3 separate regions of the Homo sapiens genome follow, and all the other regions are linked to region 2. Evidence: chromatin contacts called from ENCODE Hi-C or POLR2A ChIA-PET data. All regions are on one chromosome and are shown on one strand. Each heading gives the region's core, a stretch centred on a gene start or an enhancer-like site at or near the end of the contact. The rest is flanking DNA. Distances are from core to core; before and after follow the strand shown. Region 1 holds the start of SCN5A (sodium voltage-gated channel alpha subunit 5). Region 2 overlaps SCN5A (sodium voltage-gated channel alpha subunit 5). Region 3 overlaps SCN5A (sodium voltage-gated channel alpha subunit 5).

The links. A loop is a pair of places that touch in the nucleus more often than their neighbours do. ChIA-PET counts read pairs that join two places held with the same protein, here RNA polymerase II (POLR2A). Pooled maps may share reads with other maps.
Region 1: a map of heart left ventricle shows a loop between it and region 2 (5-fold over the local background). The contact joins the promoter of SCN5A here to the enhancer-like site in region 2. A Hi-C loop is called at or near these places in 7 of 168 maps with a recorded cell type or tissue (Right ventricle myocardium inferior, cardiac septum, heart left ventricle and 2 more), 2 of 37 single-sample maps with no recorded cell type and 9 of 50 pooled maps. POLR2A ChIA-PET finds 5 or more read pairs at or near these places in 1 of 52 experiments (activated T-cell).
Region 3: a loop to region 2 is called in a map of Right ventricle myocardium inferior, with 3 times the contacts of the local background. The contact joins two enhancer-like sites. A Hi-C loop is called at or near these places in 1 of 168 maps with a recorded cell type or tissue (Right ventricle myocardium inferior) and 4 of 50 pooled maps. POLR2A ChIA-PET finds 5 or more read pairs at or near these places in 2 of 52 experiments (K562 and Panc1).

What each region holds. Positions count from the first base shown.
Region 1 is chr3:38,647,874-38,652,548 of GRCh38, forward strand. It overlaps SCN5A (sodium voltage-gated channel alpha subunit 5), which reads right to left and starts at 1,814. Exons shown (of 28, transcript NM_000335.5): 1 at 1,658-1,814. RefSeq lists a silencer at 1,773-1,932.
Region 2 is chr3:38,614,922-38,619,739 of GRCh38, forward strand. All of the region lies in intron 5 of SCN5A (sodium voltage-gated channel alpha subunit 5), which reads right to left. Among named protein-coding and RNA genes, the nearest start is that of SCN5A, 32 kb to the right of the region's middle. RefSeq lists an enhancer at 39-539. Within about 2 kb of position 1,395, at least 3 of the 41 ENCODE cell types and tissues checked have a DNase peak (open chromatin) inside an H3K27ac peak, as active enhancers do; they include heart left ventricle and heart right ventricle, where a contact is called at or near this core.
Region 3 is chr3:38,579,521-38,584,175 of GRCh38, forward strand. It overlaps SCN5A (sodium voltage-gated channel alpha subunit 5), which reads right to left. Exons shown (of 28, transcript NM_000335.5): 17 at 1,411-1,851. Among named protein-coding and RNA genes, the nearest start is that of SCN5A, 68 kb to the right of the region's middle. RefSeq lists enhancers at 1-1,976, 767-1,267, 2,234-3,217. Within about 2 kb of position 2,216, at least 4 of the 41 ENCODE cell types and tissues checked have a DNase peak (open chromatin) inside an H3K27ac peak, as active enhancers do.

The sequences.
Region 1 (4,675 bases), core at 564-3,063, 33 kb after region 2:
TCCTGGCTCAGTTCTAGGCTTATTTGCCCCACAGAAAGTAGATCTCAAGGTGTCTTCACATTGCGTGGTGCCCCCAATCCACTGATTCTCTAGATGACATTGAATAAGTCCTTGAGCTCCTCTGGGCCTCAGTTTCCCCACTTGTATGATATGGTAGTGATGACATGATTAAAAGTTTAATGAGGCTCTTTTCAGCACAGAGCTGGACACTGTAACATAGAATCTGTGTTCCACACCCTGGCTGTCACCTGACCTCACCCTCTCCATGCTCCTGCAACAGCAGCCTGACCACCCTCATTCCACCTCGCACTCATTACCACCGATTCATATGCACCTGCCCAATTCTAACTGAGTGGAGATGAGGTCAAACAGATGGAGTTGAGGGCAGCGGCAATGGCCTGGGCCCCCAGTAGCTGGGGCCTCTGCTGCTCACGGTCCCACTAGATCCTGAAGGATGGTGGGAACCTGGGAGAGGGCTTGGGATGCCATGGCATGGTGGGGGTCACGTGGTTTGCCATCTGGATGATACTGCCTAGGCTCACTGGGAGACACACCTGGGGTCTCAGCAGGAGGCGAGCAGATGCCTGGGAATGGAACATAGGCCCAGGACCTTAAGAGGAGATAGATCCCATGGCCCGGGGCTGGGCTGAAGGCACTGAGGAGCACAAGAGTGAGTCCTGCACTATCTTAGCCATGGCATCCTGATCTGGCTGTGCTCTGCTCTCCAACAGGTGTTTGCAAGGCAGGCCTACAGCCAGGGACTTGTCCCCAACATCATTTCCCCCCATCCTCATCACCACCACTAACAGTCCCCACACCTCTGGCCCCCACCAGCTCTTGGCCTCTCGGACAAAGCTTGGCACCTCCACTTTCTTCCAGAGCGCCACCAAAGACGATCAAATAACACAGAGGTCGAGAGCCACCTCCCATCAGGGTGCGTGGATCTGTTCCGGCTCAGAGAGAGGAGGGCAGAGAACTCTCTCCAATCTCACCGCAAAGAGATCTCCACCCCTTCGAGAAGCACAGAGATCAGACAGAGGAGATGCGGCCCCTTTAGGGCGTCAAAGGGCACCGAGATCTCTACATGGTCTAAACGCGCAGAGATCTCGTCCCACAGAGAGGACAGCCCCAGCGGACGGTTCCCCCTGGGCCCAGAGAAAGGGGGTGCGTGGCTTCCTCCCCCATATCCAGCCCTGCTCGGTCAGCCCCCGCAAACCCCGCTCTCTGGAACCACATTCATGGCGCGCCTAGTCGCCGCTCTGACCTTGGGGTCTCCGGCCTCCGGTATCCGGGTCCCAATCCCAGACCCTCCCCGAGCCTGCGCCAGGGATGGCCGGGAAGCTGGGGCCGCAGCTCCCCCTCCCCCGGCCCTCGACAGCGCACCGGGAAACCCGGAAGGAAAGGGAAGGGAAGGGGGGCGCACGGTGTTTAGAGACGTCTCCCCCGGGGATACCCTCCAGCCGGGCGGATCTGCGCCCCTTCTCCCCCTCCGGCTCTCTGGGGCACTGATCGGGGAGGGAGCGGCTGGGCGGACCCGGGGCAGGGAGGAGCACGCAGGGACTGGAGGCTTCGGCCCTCGGGGAGGAAAGTTGGGCGGCGGCAGGCGGAGGGGGCTCCGGCCGGGCCAGGGCTGCCGGGCGCGGGGGCACTCGCTCACCTGCTGGTCCCCCGGCCGGGCCCCGGGGTGGGCGGCTGCTGCTTGGCGCGGACTCGGCTCGGCGCGGGGCTCGGGGCACTGGGCGCAGGCTCAGCGGCCCCGGGGGAGCGATCCCTGCATCCTACGGGCGCCGCCGCCGTCTCGGCTCCGCGGCTCTGTTCGGGCTCCCGGGCTGGGCAGGCGGCGCGGGCTCGGGCTGGGGGCGGGGTCGGGGGCGGGGTCGGGGCGGGCCCCGCCTGGGTTCGGCCTGGGGCTTGGGGCCCCGGGCTGGCTCCGCCCCAGAGCGACGCGCCCAGGGCTCCGCACGTGGTGCTCCGCCCGCTCGGAGGGGGGACACACCAGCGCCCGCCGGGGCGCACACTCCCACACTGACCCGGGGGCTCACAGCCACAGACAGCCGCACACGCGGCCGCGGACAGACAGACATAGGCGGGGGTACACACACGGCGACCCGGCGACGCTTCACCACAGATGGCCACCCACGCGGACGCGGACAGGCTCACATTAACAAACACTGGCATACACACCAGCACCCGCCAGAGTATACACACACACACACGCAACCTTGCTGACTTGGGAAGGCTACCAGACACCCACCCACCCACGTGGACACGGGCATACACTGACACTCATGCCGAGACAGACACACGCTGCCATAGGCATACCTGCACTGACACAGACACACACATGCACCCTGAGACAGATACACACCCCCACACACCCACACAGACACAGACAGACACATCATTGACACACACTGACACTGAGGAAGACACTCTGACAAACTTAGACACCCACATGACTTAGACACACATCCACTGACACACTGACACAGAGACACACACACTCACTCGAACCACACTTTCCTGGAGACACACTTAGTGATGCCACAGAAATCTGCACAATGGTACACATCTACCTGAACACACGGACGCACATGCTGACAGAACCAAACACACACCCAGACCCAGAAGCAAGCAGGCAACCAACACAGAGACACCCACACACGCGCGCGCGCAAACACACACACACACATACATATATATACATGTATATACCTCTTTATATATATACTTCCACCCTCTTGAGCCACATACAACCTTCACCTTGACACATGCAGAGCCTGGAGTCACATACTTACACACCCACTGTTTCTCACTCAGAGACATGGTCACAGGCACACACACACGGAGACATACGCTGACAAACAGTTGCTCCCATGCCCATGCCCAGGACCTATGGGGACACACTTCTTGTTTAAACAAAACAGGCCATCAGGGCAACCCGCTTGGGTCCCCTTCCACGCTGTGGAAGCTTTGTTCTTTCCCTCTTCACAATAAATCTTGCGCTTCTAAAAACAAAAACAAAAACAAAACAAAACAACAACAAAAAACAGGCCATCAGCTTTTGCCCACGAAAAAAGTACAGTCATTGGAAGGGATGGTACACTTTTCTGCCACATTTTCAGGGCTCCCAAAAGCAAGAACCGCTCTTAGAGAGCCAAATGGGTGCCAGGGTCTCAGAGGGCACAGAGGTGCTGGGTTTGGGAGCCCAGAGGCTGGGACCTGCTCCTCCATGATGGGGATCTTGAAGAGGTGGGAGGGCAAAGAGGGGGGTGGGGGACAGCGTCCGTTTGCGACCTGGGTGTGGGGCTTCGTTGGACGCCTTAGGTACATACGGAGGGGCTGCTCTGCTTGCAGGAGGGGATCAGTAGGAAAGTCAGTCCACAGGAAAGTTCAGGACATGGGCCTCTCCGGCCCCGAGTTGAGTGGGGTGTCTGGGGTACAGACGGATGGACCACACAGGTCGGCTGCCAGCCTTTAGCGCCTGACGAGCCTCAGGTTGGCTAGCAGCTCCCACTATCGGCCAGAAGGGGAAGTGCAGGCAGTGTCAACGTTTCAACCCACGTGCAGCCGCCTTCCCAGAGTCACACCTACCAGGCAGGAGAGTACAGTAGCAGGAAGGTCCTACCTCCCCTAAGAACTTCCATCACGGGCTTCTCGGCCTCAGAATGAAGCTTCTACTTGCAAACTGACATTGGGTCAAGCAGGAGACAAGGCTAGGATAGAAGCTGCTGGGAGTAGGGGTGGATACCTGCCTCCCTTCCGTCCATATGTAGCAGAAGTGGGGTTTTCACTCTCCTGTTTAGTATTGGGCAACTGGATGTTGCCAGCAGGAGAGGTGGGCTGAGCCTGGTAAGTCTACATGCACCCTGAATTTAAACAGGGGGAGAGAAGCCCAGGGGATGGGGAACCAGAGCTCTGAACCTGTAGAAGTTCATCCATAAAAGCACACCTTGTGGTCCTAGAGAGGCCTCAGAGTGCAGAGACAGGCAACAGGTGTCTGGAGACAGGCACTTCCTACAAAGAGCCCTTGCCAAGATCTTGGCTACTCCCTTCTCTTTGCCAGACCCTATTTAAATTTTTTGTTTTGTTTTGTTTTGTTTTGTTTGAGACGGAGTCTTGCATTGCCTCCAGGGCTGAAGTGCAGTGGCGTGATCTCGGCTCACTGCAACCTCCGCCTCCCCAGTTCAAGCAATCCTCCTGCCTCAGCCTCCTGAGTCTCTGGGATTGCAGGTGCTCGTCACCATGCCCAGCTAATTTTTTGTATTTTTAGTAGAGACGGGGTTTCACCATGTTGGCCAGGCTGGTCTCGAACTCCTGACCTCGTGATTTACCCACCTCGGCCTCCCAAAGTGCTGGGATTACAGGCGTGAGCCACCATGTCTGGCCAACCCTATTTAATTAAAGCAATAACAGGAACATGTTGTCAGCTGTCAGAGATAAATGTTTTTAAAAACTAGTATGTCCTTTATTCGCCCCTCAGTTTCGCCCAGGGTTTGCCTTTACTTTGCCTCAGGTTCAAAGCTGGGTTAACCATATCATTACTCCTCTCTTGTGTTTTTGTTTTATTTCTTCCCCCATCATCACTCCACTGCCATCTCCTTCTCCACACAGGCACCCCTCTAGGAGCTAAAGTAGGTCTTTATGTGCACATCCTTGTAAAACAGGTAGTATT
Region 2 (4,818 bases), core at 145-2,644:
ACAGGAGTAAGAAGGTGGTCTCTGGGGGGCAGGGACCAAGCAGAGCATGAGGACATGCAGTATATGGGCCACATGACCACGAGGACCACAGACAGTGTGTGACCAAGGCCATCAGGACAGTGGCAAGTGACTTGTGACATTTAATCAAAGGCTTTGCATCCAGGGTGTGTGACATTTAACCGAAGGTGTCTGGTATTTAACAAAGGACATTGGACTTGGGATGTCTGATGTTTAACCAAGTGGGTCTGACGTAGGTGTCTGAGTGATGTCAGACAGAGGACGTCAGCCCTGTGGCTCTGGGTGAGTGCAAGGGTGGGCTGGCACTGTTGCCAGACTCACTCTGCTGGGCGGTCTGGACCTCCAGGCCCTTCCAGTCTGCTCCCAGCTTCCCAATTCCCCTTCAGGCTTTGAATATCTACAGGAAAGAACTTGGCCAGCTGAGTCAAGGGGCTTAATGCCCTGGGGTCCACAGGTCTGGCTCTAATTGACACTGGGCTGACACCAGCTTTCTCTATGTCCACTGGAGGAGCCCCTCCATCTTCACATGGCCCTATGCACCATGCTGATCTCTCCTTACTCGCAAAGCCCTACACAGATGGGACGTCAGCAGACACACTGCCAGAGCTTGCTTTCCTCTGATGACACCAGACCCTTTCTGTGGTGTGGCTTCCATTTCGTCTCCTGTATTCACTTCAGCATGTACATCTTTCTCCAGCGTGGCAGTCAGATGCAGTCCCATCATCTGCTGGGGAGCAGAGGTCACTGTGCTTGTTCTGGCTCATATACACCTGTTAATTTGATCCAAGTTCCCTCTCAACTTCTGAGAGCTATTCCATTCTCCACGACGGCTCAGACTCTCAGGGCTCTGTCCAACATTCTTCTCTCGGTCTCTCTCCAGACATGGTGCTGCCACAGGACTTTCTGGCTGAGCCTGGGATATTGCTGACCTTGCCATCCCATGGAAACATGGCTTTGGCCTGCTGGAGGCTCTGGGCCCCTTTTCTGGCTGCTGTTCTACCGGGTGTGGCTAAGGACAGCAGCTCCCCTTGCCTAGGATACTGGTTTCGCGGCTGTCTCTTCTAGTTACAGGGAGTGAGTGGAATACTGTGCAGGTTAGAGAGGGAACCAACCGTCCTTGCTTCAACAGTCCTTGCTTCCCTCCTGTCCCTTACAGACCCAGTCTGTCCCCTGGTGTCTCCATTGAAAACTCTGCCTATCTCTAGCTTATATTCTGCCTGTCTTTGCTTGTCCCAGGGTGGAACCTGCCCCCAGCACAGTGTCCCCAGCACAGACAGTGCTTGGCCTCCATTCATTGTCTGCCTTCTAGGCAGCTGGTGTCCCAAGGTGACAAGGACAGCTTAGTGACAGAATAAGGGAGGACCATATCTGTGCTCCTGGCAGGCTTGCAAAGCCAGCTGAGTGGCTGGAAATAGGAGTGCAGCTGGTGGCCGTGTGTCTGTCTGGGAGAGCAATCATGAGTTAGAGGAAGTCTTAAAAGAGGACTTACAGGGTAAGGGTGTGGAATGTCTGGGGCCATGTTGGTGACTTGGTGTGCTACTGCCTCTTTTATTCTACCCAGATCCCCACTGAGGCCTCTTTTGGGTCCTCTGAGTGTGGCAGGGCTGGAGGAATGCTTGGTATGACACAGGGCCAGTTGCAGAGGTGGCAAGTGTGGGGTCACGTGAGGGGTCAGAGCTTTGCCCCTCTCAGGCTGGCAAAACCCTCCTCCAGGCCAGTCTGCTCCTTCAGTGATGGCTAAGCTGCTGGCCAGAGGCAGACAGCTGGACAGCAGACAGGGGCAGAAAGAGCAAAGGGTGGTGGGTGAGAATCCTATCCCATCACCAGCCCCACTGCAGGGAAGCCTTCTTCCTGCCCCTCCCTTATCTTGAGATGGTGAAGCCCACGCCGTTAGTGACTGCAGGAATTGCCACCCTCCTCTCTGCCCTTCCTCCCTTCCCCTCCAGGTTTGGTTTCCATAACAACCCCAGAAGGTGGGAGGCTATGCTAACTAGCAGGTAATGCCCTTCTGTGAGTGGGGCCACAGGAAGAGCTCTGGCTGAGCCTGGCAGGCTTCCCAGCACCCTGCCCCAGACCCTCCCACAGCCTCTAAATCAGTGGGGTGGAGGATCACCCCAGCAGAAACATCAGACTCGGGGTGCCTCTCCCATCCATCCCATGGTTAGGAGTTGGGAGACTTGGTTTTAGTCTCAGCATTGCTTCTGATTCAGTCTATAACTTTGGGCAAGTGCTAGGTTCTCTGTGAGACTCACTTTCTCCATCTGTGTAATGGAGGTCAGATGGAGGATTCCACTGAATGGAATGTTTCCCTTCACTCAAATCTCCTTTGATCATCCTAGAGTCCCTTGTTACTGAACCATTGCATCTCTAAGAGAATGCATTTCAAAGCCAGAATCCCTGTCAATCAAAGCTGCCAGGCCAGGCCAGCCAAGGGCCCACAGCTGATGTGCCAATGGGTCACACAGCCCTACGGGAAGTGGATGTGCCATTTCTGTGAGATGCTTGGAAACGTGGAGAGTGTCTGAGCTTCTGAGGCCGAGTTCTGCCTTGTCAGCCTCGGCCCTGGCACACAGCAAAGGCAAGCAGGTTTCGGTGAGGAAGGCACACCTGCTTTGTGACTCCCAGTGAAAGAAGCGGTTTGGGAATGAAACCAGGATTCTCCCAGGAGACAGGGCAGGAGGACTTGTTAAGGGTCTGAGGTCGCTCAGAGCATCTCCCAGAGACACAGCCTGAGCCAAAGCTTGGCCCAGGGCAATGACTTTTCCTGGGATCTGGGGCTGCCTCTGTGGTGATACTGTCTTGCCCAGGCTCCAGGTTGGGGAGCTAGGAAAGGCTCAGGCAGACGGTGTATCCTCTCCTGCCCGAAGCCACCTTCCTTCCTGTGACACCCAGCCTCAGGACACTGCTGTGGATTACTGCTTCCCACCCACAGGGCACCCCACGGCCCAGCCTGGCAACCCTACTCCATTCCCAAGTCAGTGCAACCTCCTCGGCTCTGACATGAAAAGTTCTCCCTCTCTCTGAAACCTCAGATGTGCCTCCCCACTCTGTTCTCAGCTGATGATCAAGCTTCTTATTTCACTGAGAAAATAGAAGCAATCAGAAGAGAAATTCCTTTCATTTCATTATCAACTCTTATCAATCTACCTCCATCTCCACCTGAAATTCAGCCTTCCCCACTCTTCAGGTCGATGCTCCCCCTTGGCACTGCATTCCCACCCTCTTGGGCCAGCTCACGGGCTTTGCTCCTGCAATCCCCTTGCTCATCTACATCATCTAGCATTCTCTCTCTACTGGATCATTTTCACCAGCCTGCAAAGACACCCCCCTTCTTTAAAAGCCCTCCCTTGATTGACCCACATTCCGCACTGACCACTACACCATTTTCAGTCCCATTTTATAGCAAGCCCCGCAAAATAGATGTCTGTACTTGCCACACCTCCTCTCTTCCCACTCTCTCTTGAACCCTCCTTAACCAAGTGCATGTCCTTTTCCTCCACTGGAACCTCTCTTGTCAAGGGCACCAGTGACCTTCCCCCTCTGTCAAATCCAATAGTCCATTCTTAGTCGTCACCTTCCCCAACCTCCCGGTGGCGGGTTTCCAGCGGAATCACATTCCTTCCCAGACACTGCTCTCTCCTGATTTGCCTCTGCCCTCCAGCCTTCTCTCTTGGCCTCCAGATGAGATGTTGGGGCATCCCACAGTACATTCAGGCTACAGGCTACACTCATGCCTAGGTGATCTCATCTGGTCTCCTGGCTTTAAATACCATCTGTATCCCCATAGCTTCTAAATTTATACTTCCACCTTGGAGCTCTTTCTTGAACCCTAGACTGGAATATCCAGTTGCCTACTCAATATCTCACCCTGGGTGCTTTCAAATGTCATACATCCCAAACTGGACTTTTGATTTTCTTCCTACTTCAGCCAGTGTCGCTCTCTCCAATTTTCCATTTCAACCAATGGGAACACCGTCCACCTAGCAGCTGCTCAAACCAAAAACCACCTTGGGGGGCCTCCTGTCAGCCCTACCTGCAAAGTATGTCCAGAATCTGACCAGGTGCTCCCCTTCTCCACTTGGTCCTTGGTTCCAGTCACTATCTTCTGTCTCCTGGCTTCCAAGATATAGCCTCCTAACTACTCCGTCTGTCTCTACCTTCTCCAGTCTGTGGTCCACACCATAGCCAGGGGAGTCTCTACAGAATGTAAAGCGGGTCACAGCTCTGCCTGTTCTTACACCCCGGTGACTCCCATCACACCTGGCTTTTACCACGATCTGTCTTCCATCCCACTACTCTGCAACTTCATCTCCCACCACTCTTTCCTTGCTCGCTTAACTCCACCCAGGCCTAAATCCATACTGGGTTTGGGGCAAGTAAGTGGTATTGTCTCTCAGAGCCAGTTTTCCCACTTGTAAAATGGAGGGCTAGAGTTGGCTTACAAATAGTGTACCTAGAGACAGAGATTCTGATGCATTTTCCCACTACCAGGTTCTCCGTCTATACCCCATTCACCAGGGTATAGTTTCCCTCTTTGTCCTCTCTCCCTGACAGCATGGCTGAGCTCAGGGCTGCTCATGTCTGGGGTTAAAGCCTGCCTTCAATAGGTAGATTCAGGGATTCCAAGCATCCTAGAAAGTGAGAGCTGAATTGAGCTTCTGATACCACAGCACACAACACTATCCTTTCACATGTCGGGAAACTGAGGGTTTGCAAGGACAGGGGGTATGAGCCTCACCAGCTCTGCTCCTTGCTGAGATGCAGTGCTCAGCCCTGCACACACTAGGTCCTCTGCTTCAG
Region 3 (4,655 bases), core at 966-3,465, 35 kb before region 2:
GAGTCCACACACCCAGCCAGAGGGTCTCCAGGGCCCTGACCCTGGGGGTTTCAGACCCTGCCCATGCATCTGGGGCATTGCCTCCAGCTGTCTTCATGGGGCCTCCATCTCACTGAAGACTCCTCCCTCAAGGGGCCTGAGCAGGCAGGTGGGAGGCTCCTGGTAGGTCCAAGCAAAGGGCCTAGAGACAGGAAGCCCCTGGCCGGCCTGGCATAACTCCCCCTCCCCAGACTCCCTGGAAGGGTGCAGCTGGGCCACGATGCCCAGCTCACAAATGCTGGCCACTGTACTTAGGAAGGTCACACTGACTTCCCTCATGAATCCCTGTGGCACTCCCGGCTTGCGTGCGCGCACGCGCGCGCACACACACACACACACCCCCACACACACCACACACACCCAGGAGCCAGAGTCAATGGGCTCAAGAGAAGGAACAGAGAAGGGAAATGAGAGACAGCCGGAATTCCCCTCCTGTGCTGGAGATCATTGGAAACTGTGGTCCTGGCAACACCAACACTCCCTCTCCCTGAGCAGACATTGCCACTGCCCCGCAACCTGACTTGAAAGGGTGGCCTCTGGGACCACAGGGAGGCAGGAGGATGTGAAACCAAGCCCAGAGCCTTAGATCAAGTTCCACACATGGGGAGCAGCTGCTCTCCACAGCCAGGCCCAGCCAGTGCAGGCCCAGAGGAAGCAGCCAAGATGGGCCTGACTCAACAGGGAGAACACTCCTGGGGGCTTGACCTAAAGCCCTGAGAAGAAGCCATCTGAGCCTGGCTCAGGCCAAGGGAGAACGGAGGGGAGGGGAGGGGTGGGCCCTGCCTGCTTTGTGCAGACTCTGGTCCCAAGTGTTAAAAATAACAGGTTGCGAGATAAGATAGTGCTGTCCCTGACACCTCAGTCTTAGGGATGCTTATTTTTAAATCTCAGAATGAGCCCTGGGTGTGGGAGGAGGGGAAGGGGCAGTCTGGAGGTCAGAAAACCATACTTCTCTTTCGCCAAGACACTCTACCTTGCCAGTCCTGGAGGGGGGACAATGGTCAGTGTGGGAACTGGGGGCTAGAGGCTCTGTTCTAAACTCATGAGGAACACCCAGCAAGTCTCTCTTGCCATGCCTCCGTTTCCCTGTCTGTACAATGAGCTCCCCATGCCCAGCCAGGGCATGAGTGGTGGATAGCAGCCCCTCCCCAGGTCAGCTTCTGGACTGAGTTAGGAAGGGAGGGTTGAGGGCTGGTCTCAGCACCCCTCTGAGAGGCTGGCTGTTGTGGGGAGGGCCTGCCTTCTACCCCTACCCACTGCCAAGGCAGTCTGGGAGGGGAAGCTGCTTTGAGAGAGGCTGGGTGGCCCGGACAGCAGAGCTCTGGGCCCTGTATATGTAGGTGCCTTATACATGCAGGGGTGAGGGCCCACCTGCTTGCTGGACTCCTCCTCCGTGCCCAGGCTGTTCTCCTCATCTTCTTCTTGGTCATCTGTGTCTGACTCGGCCACAGCGATGGGCACACACACGGGCTCTGGATCCCCGGGGGTGCCCTGGCCTGGTTGCTCGCCTTCCTCAAACCGTGTTTCCTTGCGGGTGGGAGGCACCTTCTCCGTCTCTGGGGGTGGCGGGGAGTAGGGGGTGGCAATGCAGCTGGGCAGCTGGCCCTGGGCGGCAAGGGCTGCGGGCTTCTGAGGCCGCTGCCGCAGGAGACCACAGCAGAAATCCCAGGTGGTCCGCTTGACAAAGCGCAGGCCCCTCTGGATGCGGGCCAGGGCCAGCTGGAGGTTGTTCATCTCTCTGTCCTCATCAGGGGCTGTGAGGTTGTCTGCACTGAAGGAGCTGAGCAGCAAGGCCAGGAAGAGATTCAGGACCTGTCGAGATAATGGGTCAGGCTCACCAAGGCACTGCACCATGCCAAGCCATCCAGTCCCAGTTCTATGATGGGGAAACTGAGGCCCAGAGACCTTTAAGACTGCCTGTGACAAACAGCTCCGAGGCTTGAATCCAGGGCCCTGAGCCCTCATCCTAACCCCTCATTTTATTGAATGTGGAAGGTTTGGCTATAAAAGAAAATACAAATTTGAATCCCTCTTTCCAAGGGCCCAGACACAGTCTGAATTGAGGATGTCGTGTCCTGGCTCAGGTTCAATGGGAGAACTATGCGTGCATTCAGTGTCAAAGCGAGGGGCTAGCACAAAGTCACACACATTGAGCCCTGTCTTGGCACCAGCGGCTTCTACATGCAAGCCTTCTTCTCCCTTTACCTCTTCCTGCTGCCTTAGGAGTAGTGAGGGGCAGTGGGGTCAGGATGGGCACAGGTCTCCTTCCTGGGAAGTGTGAGTCCAGGGACAAGACAGAATCCCACCGAGAAGCCACACAGAGCTTTTGGGACTTTGTTGGAAAGAGGAGGAGCAGTGACCTGCCTCTGAGTTCCCTATTGAAGCCAGCTTGGTGCTCAGAGGCCTGGGGCTGCTGCTGTAGGGCACACACTACCTGAGGCCCAGGTCTGCCACACTTTCCAGGTGAGGGACGCTGGGACAGGGCAGAGAAAGGTGCAATAGCTGGAAAAGAGGTCAGGAAGGCACAGGCAGCCTTCAGGCATTTGGACTAATCATGGGGTCAGGACATGGAGAGCTGACCATGTCTAGGCTGTGAGGGGTGCTAGGAAGGGTGCTGTGTGAAGGTCAAGGCCTGCTATTCTGCAGGGAGCCGGGGGAGGTGGCAGTGTCGGAGGTTCCACAGGGCGCAGTATTTTGTTGAGGTCTATCATCAGGGCTTAGGGACTTGAGACTTCTTAAGGGGGTTTGCATAACCCTCTGCCTTTGGATGGTTCTGGAGAATTGCTTGTCGTTAAGCCCTCCTGCAAGTGTGAAGCTTTAGCTTTTGTTTAAAAAGAAGGCCTTTGATGTGTGACAAGCGGCTGGGCTTGTGTCCATTTCCCAGTCACATGGAGGGTCAGTTAAGCTGACGGTGGGTCGATTCCCACATGCATGGGTCAGACTGGCCCATGGCTCACCAGGCCGCCAGGCCACCATGGGCTTGGTGTCTCCTCCCTCCCAGCACCTTTATAGCAGGGTGGTGTGTGAGGGTGGGTGCACAGTTCTTTTTGGAAATCCACTCTGAGACTCTGTTCCGGTTTCTCAAGAGCCTCTAAAACACACCTCTACCAGGGACCCCATACCTATCAGCAAGCTGGGAATGAGAATTCTGATAAAAGCGGCCTCAGAAACATGCCTTTGGCTTAAAAGTAATACATATTCATGTGGAATATGTACAGAAGGTGAAGAGGTAGCCTCTCCCGTACTATCTCTACGGAGAGATGATCACTTTTGACACTTGGCACTAGGGGTAAGGCATGTGATACCATTCTGAGCTGCTATCTACACCGACCTCGGGCCTGGTCCCTGGCCTTTGTCCACAAGGACCCAGGCATGGCCACCTCCATTCCCAGGAAGGATGCCCACTGGATCCTTCCCCCACAGCCTCACTCACACCAGGCCCTGCATCCCCCAACCTCCAGGAGTCCTGGGCCTAGGCTGGGAGTAGGGCGGGTGGTGTGGGTACCTGGGCAGCCATGCCCACCCACAGAGTCTAGGGCCCTCCCTGTCGCTGGCTTCAGAAGTTCAGCTTCTTCCAGTGCTTTCCCCATCAATCGTGCTGCTGCTGCTCCCAGCCCTGCCTGATCATCACTTCCCATTTCAATGGCAATCTTGCTTCCTCCCACGCCTGGCAGCGGCCCAATTCCTTAGGCGGCTGGGGAGGGGGCTGTGTGGGCTGGCATTAGCTCCCTCCTCCAGCAGCCTCTAATTTTCTCATCCCCAGGCAGATCTGCTGGGAAATCGCAGGGCTCCGTGTGTGAGGGGTGGCTCAGCCTGGCCCTGGGCTGAGTGCTTGGCAATTCTCATTCTCCCCAGAATAGACAGTCTGGTAGGCCCTGGGGTTGGGATGGGCTGAGCAACCCTTCACCCCAAGGGATAGCTAGTTTGGGGGGACATAAGGGGGAGTTGGGGGCCAGCCAAAGAGCAGGGTTCTAGTGGCACTATGCACTGATGCCCTGGCTCCTCTCTCTCTGGGCTCTGCACTCCTCTGGCCTCTGGGCTCATGGGCTGGTGGCAGACTGCTCCCAGATTGGCCTGTCCTGTCCTGGCCTGGATAAGGCACATGGGAGAAGAGAGCAGACAGGTTTGGGGAAAGGCTCTGGAATCTATAGCCCATAGTACTTGCCCCACAGCAGCCTGAAAAAGTGAATGTAAAACCTCTCTGTGAGCTGATGTGACTGCACTGCCCACGACAGAGACATACAGCTACAGGTGCGAGCCAGACAATGCAGGTATGCTTCTTGAGCATGTGTGGGCCAACTGTGTACCCAGCAAGGTGGCTTCATGTCCACAGCGGACACGGATTGCTGCCTGAACCACTGACGACCCCAACCTTCCCTCTTCCTAAGGTGCCTTCTCTGGTATTTAAATTTTGGCTTTTCTCAGTTCCAGAATTCCCCACATTGGAAAGACACAAGACGAGATGCACCTGCCCAAGGACAGACAGGTACCCACAGGAGCAAAGGTGTGGGCCCCTCATGATGGGACAGCAGAGACTCCTACCACGCTACTCAGGGTGACATATAAAGCTCCTATGGGCCCCACCTTACCTGGACCACCACCTGTCTGCACCTGTG